2 separate regions of the Homo sapiens genome follow, and region 2 is linked to region 1. The links are chromatin contacts, found by Hi-C or POLR2A ChIA-PET in ENCODE. All regions are on one chromosome and are shown on one strand. The core of a region is the stretch at or near the end of the contact, and the rest is flanking DNA. Distances in the headings are between cores, read along the strand shown. Region 1 overlaps NHLH1 (nescient helix-loop-helix 1). Region 2 has its middle 53 kb from the start of VANGL2.

Region 1 (7,378 bases), core at 2,813-5,312:
TTTGAGCTATTTGGCTACTTCCCTGTCCCTCTGACTCCTACTGTCCCAATTTTCTCCCTCCCTGTGTGTCACTAGAGAAAAAAAAAAACAAAAACCTAGATTCCGGATTAGGGGATGACATCCCAAACAGCCCGGAGTATTTGCAGAAGGCTCAGGCAACGAGTGGGCCACATCTCACTTCTGCTTCCTCATCTCAGCCCACTCTGAAAATGTGCAGCACCCTCACTGGTTCCTCCCCCCAACGCAAGGAGGATGCCCAATTGTTGCCCTCTGAAAATGCACAGTTCTCCTGGCCCTAGGACTTACTTATTACATTTTTTTCTCTTTCCTTGAGCTGCCTTTGGCAAGGGAAGAGACCCCCAACTCTGCGCCCCTACTCCATGCTGCTGATCCCCACCTGCGCACTATAGCTCAGGGTCAGCAGTGGAATGAAGGGCCTTAGAACCTGCATAGAAGAAATGAACTCACTGCATTTCTGTGCTCCCTCCTCCCTCGCACCAAACTCCTAGCTCTACAAGTATATTTATTTATTTATTTATTTATTCATCTATTTATTTACTTATTTATTTATTTATAAATATTGCTATTTATTGCCGAGTTGTGCACTTTGGGGTAGAGTGAGGGGCTCCCAGCAGCTCTAGCTGGGTCTCTCTTGCTTCCTCCCTGCTTACGCCTTTCCTTTTCTTGCTCCTTCTTCAACTCCTGGTGTGTGTGAGCATGCCCTTTGCTTGCCACACCATATCCTTTCCCCAGATCCACCTGTCCTGACACTCTAGTCCTCCAGGATAGTGCTCCTCCCCCAGCTCCAGGGCTCCTGGATGTCCTTCCTCAACTCCCTCCACCCCTAGACAATCCTACCTGGTCCCATCTGCCTCTTTTCTCTCCCCAGCCTGCCCTGTGACCCTTGCCTCTTCCTGATACTCCCAAGAGCAGGCCCCAGGGGTCTGTGTCACATATCTCTGTGTGATTCCTTCTGGTTGCATCCCCAATTTCATACAAAAAGAAAAATAAAAGTGACCTCGTTCTAGCACCAGGTATGGTTGTGGCTCATTCAATTGGGTTAGGAAGCTGGCCTGCAGGTTATGGTAGGGTGGGCATTGAGGGTCCTAGGCTTCGTAGGCTCTTCTGATGGGGTCAGGAGAGCTCAGTTTGGGGAACAAATGAAGACAGAGAAAAGGGGCCACAGGGAAAAGAGGTGCAGGGGAGAGTATAACATACAGGTCCAAGATCTCCTCACCAAAATCTGGGTGCCAGATACTCCCTTCTTGGCACTAATTTAGTGACACTATCTGACTTCTCTGATGTTGTGCTTCCGCTCCTGCTCTCTATGGCCTGAGAAGGAGGTGAATATTTCGGTGGAACCCAAGTTAAACATGTGTCTGTGGGTCCATGCTGCTGGGAAAAGCTATGGTATGAAACTGAGACATTGCCTTCCCCTTTATTGTCTCTAGGCTGGGTCAAAATTCCCTGCAATCTCAGTTCTTGGCCTATTTTGTGTTCCCCAGCCTTAGGATACTGGGGAAAACAGATGGCAGGCCTGGGACTCAGAGAAGAATATGGACAGGGATAAAAAAAAAAAAAGAGTGCTGAAGGGACCCTCAAATGAATTTATAGATGGGGACACTAAAGCTCAGAGAAGGGTAGGGTCTTACCCAAGGCCACACAGCTAACTGGGGGCACAACTAAGGCCCAAATCCAGGTTCTTTCTACCATATGCTGCCAACTCCCCTCTGCCTCCCTAAAATGACCCAGGCTGACAGTTAGCCCTCTTTTGGACCCCATATTTTCATAGGTGCATTGATAAACTAGAGAGGATTTAGGGTTGTGTGGCGAAGAAACCAAAAGGTCTGGAGACCACTTTATAGAAGAAATAGTTGAAAAACTGAGGATATGTGTCTTGATAAGAGTAGACTTGGGGGTAATATGACACCCATCTTTAAATATTGAAAGAAGAATCAAAAATGGATATTCTGTGGGGCCCCAGTAGGCCGAACAAAACCCGTGAGTAGAAGTTAGAAGAAAGCAGATTTTAATTTGAAGAAAAATTTTGCAACACCTGGAGCTGTCCAGCAATGGCACTGACTGCCTCAAGAGGAGAACTCCAAATAGAGAAGCTGGAGAGTCAACCACACGCAGAGAAATCATAGAGCACATTGCTGCCTCAGATGGAACACTGGCTAGGTTCATTAGAAGATCCTCTCCAAACTTAAGGTCATACGAGAAGGCTGAAGGCAAACAGCAGGAGGGAAATGCAGAGACAACTTTCAGTCCCTGAAATATTTTCTTTTTTCTTTTTATCTTTTTGAGACAGAGTCTTGCTCTATTGCCCAGGCTGGAGTGCAGTGGCGGGATCTTGGCCCACTGCAACATCCACCTCCCCATTCAAGCCATTCTCGTGGTTCAGCCTCCTGAGTAGCTGGGACTACAGGCGCCCGCTGTCATGCCCGGCTAATTTTTGTGTTTTTAGTAGAGATGGGTTTTCGCCATGTTGGTCAGACTGGTCTCTAACTCCTGGCCTGAAGTGATCCTGCTGCCTTGGCCTCCTAAAATACTGGGATTACAGGCATGAATCACCATGCCCAGCTATGGGTTTTCATCTTTGATGAACAAAGAATGACATAAGCAGCATGAAGGGCTTGAGTTAGACCTAGGGAGGAGCTTCCATACAGGAGGACTTGACATCTTCCCCTTCCCATGTGAGTTAAATGACATGTGCTCTGCCCAGAGCCTGGCAAAAGGGAAGGCTGAACTGAGATCAGGGAGAACTTCAGGACTCCAAAGGGCCAGAGTTGGACGGGAACACAGAAATCACTGAATCCAACAACTTTATTTCAAAGGCAGGTAAACTACTGTCCAGACAGGTGACGTGACTCACCCATGATGATGGCCTGGGATTAGAAGCCAAGTCTTCCATTCCTGGCCCTGAGAGCTTTGTGCTTCTCTGTGCTCAGCAGCCACAGTCCTCTGGGCTCCCTGCCTCCCTCTCTTGTCTCTTTGCCTGGGCTGGAGAGCAGAAGGGCTTAGGGGGCCCCTCCCCTCAGGGATCCCTGAGGGCCTGGAGGTGGTGAGAGGGGGAAGCTGCAGCTGTTCTACTGCTAGCTCCGAATTTCTTCAGATAATCAATTGGCCTCGCTGCCGCTGTCGCTCTTGTTGCTCTTCTCACTCTGGGAAGGACAGGAGAAGGAGGTGGAGAGTGGGAAGAGGAGGGAGCAGGGGACCAGGCACTGGGGGAGGAGGGAGAGGGCAGGGAGATGGAAGTCCCTGGGCTGAGGGGAAAGTGAAAGCTTTGGGGCTAGCAGATAGGGAGGATGGGGAAAAGGGATTGTTAGAAGAGGATCTGCTCTGCATCCCTCATTCCACATCCCTCTAAACCCAACTCGTGGGTGGTGGGGTGGGGGAGGGGCAGTTAGGAGGACCCCAGAATGGGACTCTTGCACTTCACCCCTGCTTCCTTACTCCCCTTGCCAAGTATCCCATGCATGGCCATAGCTCCCCCAGCTGTCCATGCCCTCTTCCAGTCCTAGTGACCACAGGTGCCTGACCCTCCAGTCCTGTCTTCATCAACGCCCTGTCCTGTAACTCAGCAAACCCATCACCAGTGACAGAGCAGAAGTCAAGGCCCCAGGGGCTGGGTGGGGGTTGCCTAAAATCTCTCTCTCTCTCTCTCTCTCTCTCTCTCTCACACACACACACACACACACGCGCACACACACACACTGTCATAGGCTGCCAGGCATATGGCCTCTTTGTGCCCACACAATGGAGGCCCTGTCTGTGCCCTTTCCCAAGTCTGGGCACAGTGTGGAGGGTGCTCCGCTTCCTCATTCCACCCACCTCCCTTCCCTCTCCACCCCCAGTGCAGGCCCTGTCTTCTTTGCCTTTGCTTCTTCCTCTTTCTGGAAAGCCCTTTCTACCACCCAGTTCCTTTATCTTTCTGCTTTCTTCTTGTGTTCTTTCCTGAGCTTTTGACCTCTCATTGGATGAGGATTATGGGCAGAAGAAAGAGGCTCACAGTGCTGGGATGTCAGCGCAGGGAGGAGAAGGGAGCAAGCAGAGATGAGCCTGAAAGGCTGAGAGGGAGTGGAAGAAGGGAGGCAGTGGTGGCAGTGCAGCAACACTGTGCTAGAGGGGAGAAAGCCCACACCCGGCAGCCAGAGGTCCCGTGTCCCTGCTCTGTCTCCACCTTTCCCCTTTGTGCCACAGTGAGCAAACCGCATGCCCTCCCTGAGCAACAGCTTTTTCATATGGAAAGCAGGAAAGACAACAAGACCCACCGGGGTGTGATGAGGATTAAATGAGATCATCGTGAAAGTGTTCAACACCGGAAACGCTCATCAGATGCTATCTCAGGGGCAGTAAGTAGCAGGGTCAACTGTACTGTCATACAGTTTGTGCACTTTACAAAGCACCAGGCTAAGGGCAGTGCAGGGGCCTGACACCCAACCCCACTTCTACTAGACCAGCTGTGCACCAGGATGCAAGCATCCCCTGAGAGGTGGCCCTGGAACTGAGCCCCTCATGTGGGTTCCTGAGCATTGGTCAGGAGTCCAGATGAAAACTCCGAAGTCCTGACCACCTTGGGAACCAAGACAGAATGGAAAGGGACAAGAGGCTAAGGGGAATGTCTCTCCCTGAGGGGGAAATTCCTGAGCTTAGTCTTCTCTGAGCAAATAGACAATCCATGAGATCTACTAAACTAAGGATGGAGAAACTGCAGCTGAGGAGAAGAAGGGGGCTGAAGAAGCAGAAAAAAAAGAGGGAGACATGGATCGAGGGTGTGATCAGAGCAATGTGTTGGTCTGAGGACCCTTTTCTGGTTCCCTCGTCCTCCATTCCCTCCCTTCAGCAAGTTGAAGGCTGATTTGATTATTGCTTGTTGAACACTGTCCCCTGCTGGCTACTAGCAGAAACATTTTCCCTCTTCCCTATCCCTAGCTAGGAGCTGCTGAGAGCCTGAAAAAGAGAAGAAATGACCTGACTGGGGACAAAGGACGAAGGAATTGCAATTCTGCAATCTGGAATTCTCTACTTGTCAGAGATTTCTGGAAGGTGAAGGAGGCTTGAAGGCTGACTAGGGGTAAACAGAGTTTAGAATTCATAGGTGGTTCATTTACATATATTATGGCCTATAATTTTCAGATTGATTTTTTTCTGGTCTGTGTCTGTTTCATGTATTGTGTGTCTGTGTTATGTGTGTGTTCTGTATCTGGGCGTGCTTACCTGATTCTGTGGTTTTTGAACACGTGTATATCTGTGTACTTTTTTGTGTGTGTGCTCTTTTTAATATAGGAGTCTGAGTGACAGCTGGCAGGTATGGAGCAAGGAGAGGGAGCTGTCGAATTTCCTCTTTCCTAGAAGCCCGTTCTCCCCTTGAAGTTTTACCTTTGTCTCCCAGCTCCATGAGCTATAACCTATGGCTATTTATAGGTTACAGGTTTTGTTCTGGCTCCTGCCCCTCTTTGGACATCCCAAGCTCAGAGCCTTGATTCGCTCTAACCTGGGACTCTTGGGCCTCCCAAGCAGGGTCTCCAGTGTGGTTCCCAAGTGAGAATCTCTACTGTCTATGTCCCTTTTATCCTTTCTAGCATTAAACTCCAGCCTCCTTCTTTTATAAGCTTGTAGCTACCTCTTTCATTGGTTGATTTCAATTTATTCAGTGCAGCATGCCTTTATGGAATAGCCAATGTATACCGGGCACTGTTCTGGATTCTGAAATACAGGATCAGGCCCTCCCCACCACCTACTTGGGAGGGAGTATGGGAGACAGGCATGTAAACATATCAGTTTCCCAACAGTGAGAGGCATCTGCAAGGAAGCGAGTGATTACCTGAGAGAGGGTGTTGGTGAGGAAGGCAGCCGGTAAACTCTGAGCTGGGTTTTGAAGACCATGAGATACGTACAGTGAATTCTGTGGTGTGCTCCACTCACTTCTCCAGCTGTGGAAGTGTTGACTCACAGCTGAGTCCCTCTCCAGGAATTGCCTTTGGAGGAAGAAAGCCGCCTTGCCTGAGGTGTTGCTCTTTCCCTAGGGCAATGACTGGTTGATGTGGGGTTACAAAGTTATCCCAGCTTGAGAGCCCCCATGGGATGGACAGAAGCCTCTGTTGCCATTGCATTGCTTTTCAGTTTCTCTCTCGGCTTATTGCAGCTTCCCTCACACCTCACAGGTGTTCTCAAGAACTCTCCTGCTGGCACTCTCCTGTATACGATCTCAGAGTTCAGGAATCCACTTCCCAGGGAACCCCACCTACAAAGGAAAGGCACTGTAGGTATGAAGGCATGGAACCCTGAGAAGCTCTGGTGAGCAAGAGCACACTATTAGCAGTGTGGTATTGTTGGGACATTAAGTGCAAGGGGCTGGTGGGACAGGAAAGTGACGGAATGGTCTGGAGAGGTAAGCAGGGGCCAGGTCAGGAGAAGCATAATAGGGAGTGTGTGCTTGGCCACACAGTGATGGGAAACCAATGAACATTCTCTAGTGGGGTAGATAAACACTATCATCAGATGTACACTTTAGAAATATCACTTTCAGAACATTTCTTTCTTTCTTTCTTTCTTTCTTTCTTTTTTTTTTTTTTAAGAGAGAGTCTTGCTCTGTCACCCAGGCTGGAGTGCAGTGGTGCAATCTCGGTTCACTGTAACCTCTGCCTCTGGGTTCAAGTCATTCTCCTGCCTCAGCCTCCTAAGTAGCTGGGATTATAGGTGTGCACCAACACACCCGGCTAATTTTTTATTTATTTATTTTTTGAGATGGAGTCTTGCTCTGTCGCCAGGCTGAAGTACAGTGGGGTGATCTTGGCTCACTGCAATCACCGTCTCCTGGGTTCAAGCAATTCCCCTGCCTCAGCCTCTCAAGTAGCTGGGAGCACAGGCGGGCACCACCACGCCCGACTAATTTTTTGTACTTTAGTAGAGACGGGGTTTCACCCTGTTGGGCCAGGCTGGTCTCGATCTCCTGACCTCAAATGATCTGCCTGCCTCGGCCTCCCAAAGTGCTGGGATTAGAGGTGAGAGCCACCACGCCTGGCCACTTTTAGGACATTTCTGATCATAGCTGCGTAAAGGTAAGCTCTGTGCAGGGAACAGTTTTAGGAGGCTATCGCAAAGTCAGCTGCAAGAAGCTGAGGGTCTGTATTTAGGTAGCGGCAGTAGGAATGGGGAAGGGAGGACAGATTTAGGAAGCTATTTAAATGGTAGATTCAACAGGATGTCGTGATTCATTAAATGTGGCAGGCTAGAGGAGAACTCCCAGGTTTCTGGCCTGGGAGCCTGGGTGTACAGTGGTGCTACTTTCCAAAGTAGCACACGTAGGAAGAGGAACGTTGTGGAGAATTGTGGTGGAGATGGTGGCAGTAAGGTGGTGTAATAAGGACAAACT
Region 2 (7,378 bases), core at 1,994-4,493, 78 kb after region 1:
CGTGAACATTCCTACATGTGTCTCCCGGTGCAGATGGCAGAAATCCCTCCAAGTCTAGTGTACATATTTATGGGTAGATTTACTGAGTGGAAGACAAAGCTAAACCATTTACACTAAATGACTCTGCACCCAGCAGGTACCAAGTTTCCATTGCTCCACATCCTCTCTTACACTTGGCGTTATTAATTTTAATGTGTTTGTCATCTAGGGGTGTGTAGTGATCCTTCGCTGTGATTTTAATGTACATTTCCTGGATTATTAAAGAGGGTGAACAATTTTACGTATCTTCAGTGATCATTTGGATTTCCTCTTTGCCCTTTGGGAAATGCTGTTCATGTGTCTCCCTCTCTCTCTCTCTCTGTGTGTGTGTGTGTGTGTGTGTGTGTGTGTGTTCACAGGAATTCATTACATGTTTCTGGATATTAGTCCTTTGTCAGTTACATATACTGTAAATATCTGCTCCCAGTTGTGGCTTGGTTTTTACTTTCTTTATGGTTTCTTTAAGTAAAAGGATTTTTAAAAATTTAATGTATGTGTATGATTAGTGCTTTTTATGTCTTGTTTAAGAAATCCTTTTTTATGCCAAGATCATGAAGATATTCTCCTATATTGCCTTTTAAAATCTTTGTATTTTTGTCTCTTACATTGAGGTCTTTCATACTCTTAGAATTGAGTTTTGTGTATGGCGTCAGGTAGTGGGAGGAGGTCTAGTTGTTCCAGTGTGATTTATTTTTAAAAATCCATTGTTTTCCTACTGATACGCATTGCTATCTTTGTTATGTATCAGTTTTCCGTGGCTTTTTCCAGTGGGGTAATCACTGTCCCCTGTTCACTTTTGAGAACAATTGATGATTAACTTTATGTACTTGTTCTCTCCTCCGTTTATTTTTTCTATGTGGTTATTTTACAGATGTAGTATCATGAAAACACTACAGTGTAATCAGTATTATCTCTTAACTTCCTTGATTTAACTCTAGTCAGACTACCCATTCATGCCTTGTAAGTCCCCTTGGATGCTGTGTCCCCATCGGTGGCCTCGTCCCAAGTCATGCAAATCAGAGCTGCGTGTTTGGTAACTGTTATGAATAGTTGACTCTCAGGCTTTGATACCTGGGGAGAAGAAGGAGAAAATTCAAGTCACTAAGCAAATAATTTGGGCAGTGAACTAAAGGAGTAGTACCTGCAGAAGTTGCATACTAAGCTGGAAGCAAGAGGTTCTCCATCCTTTCTTTAGCTATTTTTTGTGTGATCCTGTTCTCAGTTTTCTTATTTGTTGGGCTACATGAGCTACACTATCTCTTTCACTTCTAAAATTCAAATGAGACTCTGTCACCATCTTTCTGTGTGACTATATGTATCTAAATATCTTTTTGGTTTTCCTTTCCATAGCTCCAGTTTCTCTTACAGAGACTATTTAGAGTGAGTACTAAGTAAATATTTGATTTCTTCCTGCTTTGGGTAGAACAGCGCTGATGTATCTAAGGAGGAAATGGAAAAGAGGACTCTTAGTTGATGAGAGTTGATGAGAAGTTTATGAGAAAGGGCGAAGAGCCACCCAGTCTGCCCCTGGGGTCACTTTGAAGCTTAAAACAATACGTCTTCTTTGAACCTGTTTCCTCCACTAGCAAATGAGGATATCAATAGCTACCTCACTTTATAAACTTGTTGGGAAGATCACATCAGATATTATACCTGTAAATAATAAAGTATCTTTTAAATGGAAACAACTGTATAGGCATTCACTAGGCATCCACTCTGCCACATCTTATTTGCATAGCTTCTTAAGGTTTCAAAGACCTTTCACACACATCTCACTTGACTCTTACAACCTACCTACTAAGGAGGCAAAAATGACAAGGAATAGTTGTGTTTGTCCAGGGGCACACAATCAGAATTTTAGAACAGATATTACCAGCTGTCTCGTTTACCTTTCCTAATCCTCATTGTACAAATTAAAAAGCTCAGGTTCAGAGAAGTTAGAAGACTTGGCCAGGATCACACACAAGTACACTATCAGGGAACATGCCTTCTTGCATCTACTCCAGTATTCCTCCCATGATACCATGTTGTCTCTAAAGAAGTTCTGGACTGTGAAATGCTTGAGGACTGGGATCATAAATCCAGCCTTGGTAATTTTGTTTCCAGATTGTAATTTTCCAGGCACCTAGCATATTTGCTATCCTTGCATTTCTTTCTTTCTTTCTTTCTTTTTTTTTTTGAGACAGAGTCTCGCTCTGTCGCCTAGGCTGGAGTGCAGTGGCCCGATCTCAGCTCACTGCAACCTCCGCCTCCCGGGTTCAAGCGATTCTCCTGCTTTGGCCTCCTGAGTAGCTGGGATTACGGGGGCATACCACCACACCCGGCTAATTTTTGTATTTTTAGTAGAGACGGGTTTTCACCATGTTGGCCAGGCTGGTCTCAAACTCCTGACCTCAGGTGATCCACCCGCCTCGGCCTCCCAAAGTGCTGGGATGACAGGCATTAGCCACCGCGTCCGGCCTGTCCTTGCATTTCTTGGTGGTTTACAGGATTATGACTTCTCCTTCTGTCTTTTCACTCACCCAATGTAATACACAAGGATCAATCATGCAAGTTATTATCAACTTAGTAAAAAGTGAGTAAATTTGCTGAATAAGATATGTTTTTTTGAGACAGCATCTCACTCTATCGCCCAGGGTGGAGTGCAGTGGTGTGATCTTGGCTGACTGCAACCTCTGCCTCCCAGGTTCAAGCGATTCTCATGCCTCAGCCTCCCGAGTAGCTGGGACTACAGGCATGCGCCACCATGCCTGGCTAATTTTTGTGTTTTTAGTAGAAATGGGGTTTCACCATGTTGGCCAGGCTGGTCTCGAACTCCTGACCTCAAGTTATCCACCCACCTCGGCCTCCCAAAGTGCTGGGATTACAGGCGTAAGCCACCATGCCGGGCCAGAATAAGATATTATATACCAAAATGTAAATAATCTTAGTTTTAGTGATTTTGGTCTACTTTACCGATAGGGCCTCTTGACACGGTTGATATCAAAGTGCTGCCTTGAACGGTTTTATGCGGTCCCTTGGACTTTCCCATTGATGTCTCCTAACTTTTTACTCTGTTGCTCTTTGTCCTTTACCCAGAACATGCTCCATAGCCATCCACCAGTGCCAGCCCATCTTTGAATGCTGTACTCAATTCCCTTGGCCTTTGCTTCTGCTTTAAAGCTGGCAGGCTTCTTTTACTTATATCAGCTTTCTGTTTGAACCTCAAATGCTCAAAAATAATTCCTTTTAAACATTTCCTGCCACCTTTCTTGGATACTAATGTAGTTCTCAGAGTGTATGGGGGATTACTCATATAAAGCCTCAGTGCTTCAAAGTGAGGAATAACTGTGTAATAAATAGATCTGGCCGAGGATGAAATGAGTGTTAAACAAGACAGTCGCTGATATCACCGGACGTTGTCTAGCTAGGCTGGGTAACTACCCATCAGACGTGTTACAGAGGCATTTAAACAGGTGATGGGAGTTTAAGGTGGCCTTAAGAGCTTTCCGACACTAAAAATGTCGTGATTCTGTGTTAGCAAATTTACTAGCAGATTGACTGCTCTTCTACTTTTATGAGTCTCCTAAACTGAAAATGGGCATGAGGGATCTTTTTGGGATGGTGAAATGTTCTAATATTAGACTGTGGTGATGGTTGTCCAACTGGATACATTTACTAAATATCGTTGAACTGAATACTTCACACCAATGATTTCATGGTATGGGAATTATGCCTCAATAAATCTGTTTTTAGAAAGTCTCTTAAGACTATAACTGCCATATTTTGAAAACAATGTATTTATTTTAAAACATACATTATATAGGTTTAAAGTGTATGCTAATAATTTATACACTTTTAAGAGGCTAGATATTCAAATAAGAAGTTAAATTTAATACCTGGAAAATTATCTAGAATATATTAAAATGATGCACACTTAAACATGGATGTAAATCACTACCAAAGCTGTTGCCCTATTTTAAAAAATTATTTAGTTAGTTTTAAATTTACATACAGTAAAACTTATTCTTTGTGGTATATAGTTTCATGGATTTTTGCAAATGCATATAGTCCTGTGACCACCCTCACAATCAAGATGCAGAACAGTTTCATCACCCTCAAAAATTCCCTTGTGCTACCAATTTGTAGTCATCCTCTCTCCCCACCTGCAACTCTGGCAACCACTGATGACTTCTCCGTCATTATAGTTTTGCCTTTTCAATGACATTATACAATATATACAGTTTGAAGAGAGATTTTCAAACTTAAAATTTATTCATTTTAATAGTTGAATTATGAAAATAATGGTTATTTTGGGGTTGGAGGGATTTCCCTGCTGGTAACTAGTCAGATGAAGAAGAGTGAGGTAGACGGAGGCAGTATAAGACTAGCCTGAATTCAGTCACACTTGTAGAATCACAGGTGGTTAGACTTGGAAGGGTTTTTGGAGTCATTTAGCTAACATCCCAATATGAAGAAACTGAGGTCCAGAGGGAAGAATGAGTCTCAAACTTGCGCAACTGTGTGGAGCTGGCCTAGCCCTCAATTTCCCAATAGTCAACTTCAGTATGCTTTCAACTACTATACGCCCTGATTCGTACTATCAGTTTTGCCTGACTCTGAGTTCTAGCACAAATTCTTCCCCTTTGAAATTCCTCTGCCACATCCCTGATTGCTGATGATCAAAACAATACTTGATATTTATCACTAGCACTGGAAAAAAGGACAATTTCTGAACTATCATCTCATTAAGTTATGATTCCTGACTCTTTGCATCATGAAACCATAACTCATTCACGACTCTTAACTCATCATTACTGGATGGGTGTTCATTCTGTTATAGGCAAAATGCCCAAGAGAAAATATACAATCCAGAATTAAGTCATTTTGAAAGGCAAGAACTGGAAAGACCATTAGAAATAACTTGAGGTGGTTTTTAGGCATCCTTAGGCATCTCCAAAGTTCCCACTGGGAGCACCTCAGGAGAGGGGTAAGGAAAAGGCTCAGTGGTAGCTGTGCCACCTCCTCTGATAAAACCATTTGTGATCACTTTCATTCTTCCTGAAAGGCTTCCTGTAACATTTCTTACAGCGCTGATATGCTTGTGGTGAATTCTTTCAGCTTCTGTATGTCTACAAAAGTCTTTATTTTACCTTTTTTTTTAAGGTTATTTTCACTGAGTATAGGATTTTATGTTGACAGGTGTGTGTGTGTGTGTGTGTGTTTCCCTCCTTGCTTTTAAGATGTTGCTCCAGTGTCTTCTGGCTTGCATTGAGAAGTCTCTTTTTTTTTTTTTTTCCCCCAAGACTGAGTTTCGCTCTTGTCGCCCAGGCTGGAGTGCAATGGCCTGATCTCAGCTCACTGCAACCTCCCCCTCCCAGGCTCAAGTGATTCTCCAGCCTAATCCTCCCTAGTAGCTGACATTACAAGTGCCCCCCACCATGCCCGGCTAATTTTTGTATTTTTAGTAGAGATGGAGTTTCGCCATGTTGGCCAGGCTGGCCTTGAACTCCTGACCTCAGGTGATCCACCCACCTTGGCCTTCCAAAGTGCTGGGATTACAGGCGTGAGCCACCGCGCCCAGCCAAGAAGTCTGCTTTCATTTTTACCTTTCTTCCTTTGTACATATTGTGTCTTTTTTCTCTGTCTGCTTTTAAATTTTTGTTTTTATTAATGGTTTTAAGTAATTTGATTATGATGTTCCTTGGCATACTTCTCTTAAATTTCTTATGATTGGGATTTAGTGAGCTTCTTGGTTATAAGAATTTATAGTTTCACCAAATTTGGAATATTCGGTGACTATTTCAATTTTTTCCTCCCTTCCTTCTACTTAAAAAATTAAAAGATATTTTAAATTGAAGCAGCCATGAAAGTACATGTCAGGCCTTTTATTTTGGGCAGTTGATTGGTGACTCCAGCAGCTGTTCTCTGACTCTACCTTGTATTTCCACTGAAGCCAGACTTTTAATGGGCTGCTCCTAACCAATGATTAAATGTGGTACAAATGTGAATGCAGACCTTTTTCTGCAAGATGCAGACTCTTCTGATGGGTGACTTTGACTTGAGGACTCCCCATCAGCCTGGCTGACACTTTTATTTTTTTGAGTCAGAGTCTCACTCTGTCACCCATGCTGGAGTGCAGTGGCATGATCAGGACTCACTGCAACCTTGACGTTCCAGGCTGAAGCGATCCTCCCACCTCAGCACTGCCAGCCCCCACTCACCCTGCTGCACCGCCCCTTGAGTAGCTGGCACTATAGGCATGTGCCACCATGCCCTGCTATTTTTTTTGAATTTTAGTAGAGATGAGGTCTCACTGTGTAACCCAGGCTGGTCTGGAACTCCTGAGCTCAAGTGATCCTTCTGTCTTGGCCTCCCAAAGTGCTGTGATTACTTACAGGCGTGAGCCACTGCACCTGGCCTGAAACTATCTTAGAACAGTGCAGAAGTCTGAGACTATTCTTACTTAATCCTTCTTCCTTTCCTCTCTTTTTCCCAGGGTTCGCATCTACATGGTCTAAGGAGTTTCCCTATCATCTCCATCTCTATCTTCTTTTTCCTTCACAGCCATCTCCCCCAATAAATCTTTGGCATCTGCTTCCTGGAGGATCTGAGCTAACACGTTTATTATTACCATTATTTTATTTTTATTTCCCATCAGTATAAGATTTCACTTAAATAAAAGGTGGCTCACACCTGTAATCCAGCACTTTGGGAGGCCGAGGCGGGTGGATCACCAGAGGTCAGGAGTTTGAGACCAGCCTGGCCAACATGGTGAAACTCCATCTCTACAAAAAAATACAAAAATTAGCCAGGTGTGGTGGCACGCGCCTGTAATCTCAGCTACTCGGGAGGCTGAGGCAGGAGAATTGCTGGAACCCAGGAGGTAGAGGTTGTGATGAGCTGAGATCACACCATTGCACTCCAGCCTGGGCTGATAACAGCAAGACTCTGTCTCAAAATAATAATAATAATAAATAAAATAAAATAAAAAGAAAAGATTCCATATCTAAAAGTGTTTGAGAACTGGTGATCTATTTTTTACCATGTTATAGTTGAGGGACTGAAGCTTGGAGATCTCTTTTGGATACTAAGTTTCCAAACTGAAATCAACCTAAATTATGACAATAGTCAAGTCATAAAGGCTTGTTCTTTTTTTCTGGGGTCTTGAGGCCCTGGACCAAAATTCGGCACCAATGTCCTAATCATGACATTACTACTAACTTCTTTATAGTACATGACAAGCTACTTACCTTCTCTAATCTTATTAAAGGGCTTGGGTTAGCTTATCTATACAGACTTTTTAACTCTAAAATGTAACTTTATAGGTGAGAAAACTTAAATAATTTACCTGACCAAC

What was found. A loop is a pair of places that touch in the nucleus more often than their neighbours do. ChIA-PET counts read pairs that join two places held with the same protein, here RNA polymerase II (POLR2A). Pooled maps may share reads with other maps.
Region 2: a pooled map shows a loop between it and region 1 (2.0-fold over the local background). The contact joins two enhancer-like sites. A Hi-C loop is called at or near these places in 1 of 50 pooled maps. POLR2A ChIA-PET finds 5 or more read pairs at or near these places in 4 of 52 experiments (B cell, CD4-positive, alpha-beta T cell, T-cell and 1 more).

Annotation. Positions count from the first base shown.
Region 1 is chr1:160,371,814-160,379,191 of GRCh38, forward strand. It overlaps NHLH1 (nescient helix-loop-helix 1), which reads left to right. Exons shown (of 2, transcript NM_005598.4): 2 at 1-1,033. It overlaps LOC105371466 (a long non-coding RNA gene), which reads right to left. Exons shown (of 4, transcript XR_007066686.1): 4 at 5,602-6,247. Among named protein-coding and RNA genes, the nearest start is that of NHLH1, 8.4 kb to the left of the region's middle. RefSeq lists an enhancer at 4,349-4,398. Within about 2 kb of position 4,063, at least 10 of the 41 ENCODE cell types and tissues checked have a DNase peak (open chromatin) inside an H3K27ac peak, as active enhancers do; they include B cell, where a contact is called at or near this core.
Region 2 is chr1:160,450,252-160,457,629 of GRCh38, forward strand. No RefSeq gene overlaps it. Among named protein-coding and RNA genes, the nearest start is that of VANGL2, 53 kb to the left of the region's middle. RefSeq lists an enhancer at 3,142-3,191. Within about 2 kb of position 3,244, at least 2 of the 41 ENCODE cell types and tissues checked have a DNase peak (open chromatin) inside an H3K27ac peak, as active enhancers do; they include B cell, where a contact is called at or near this core.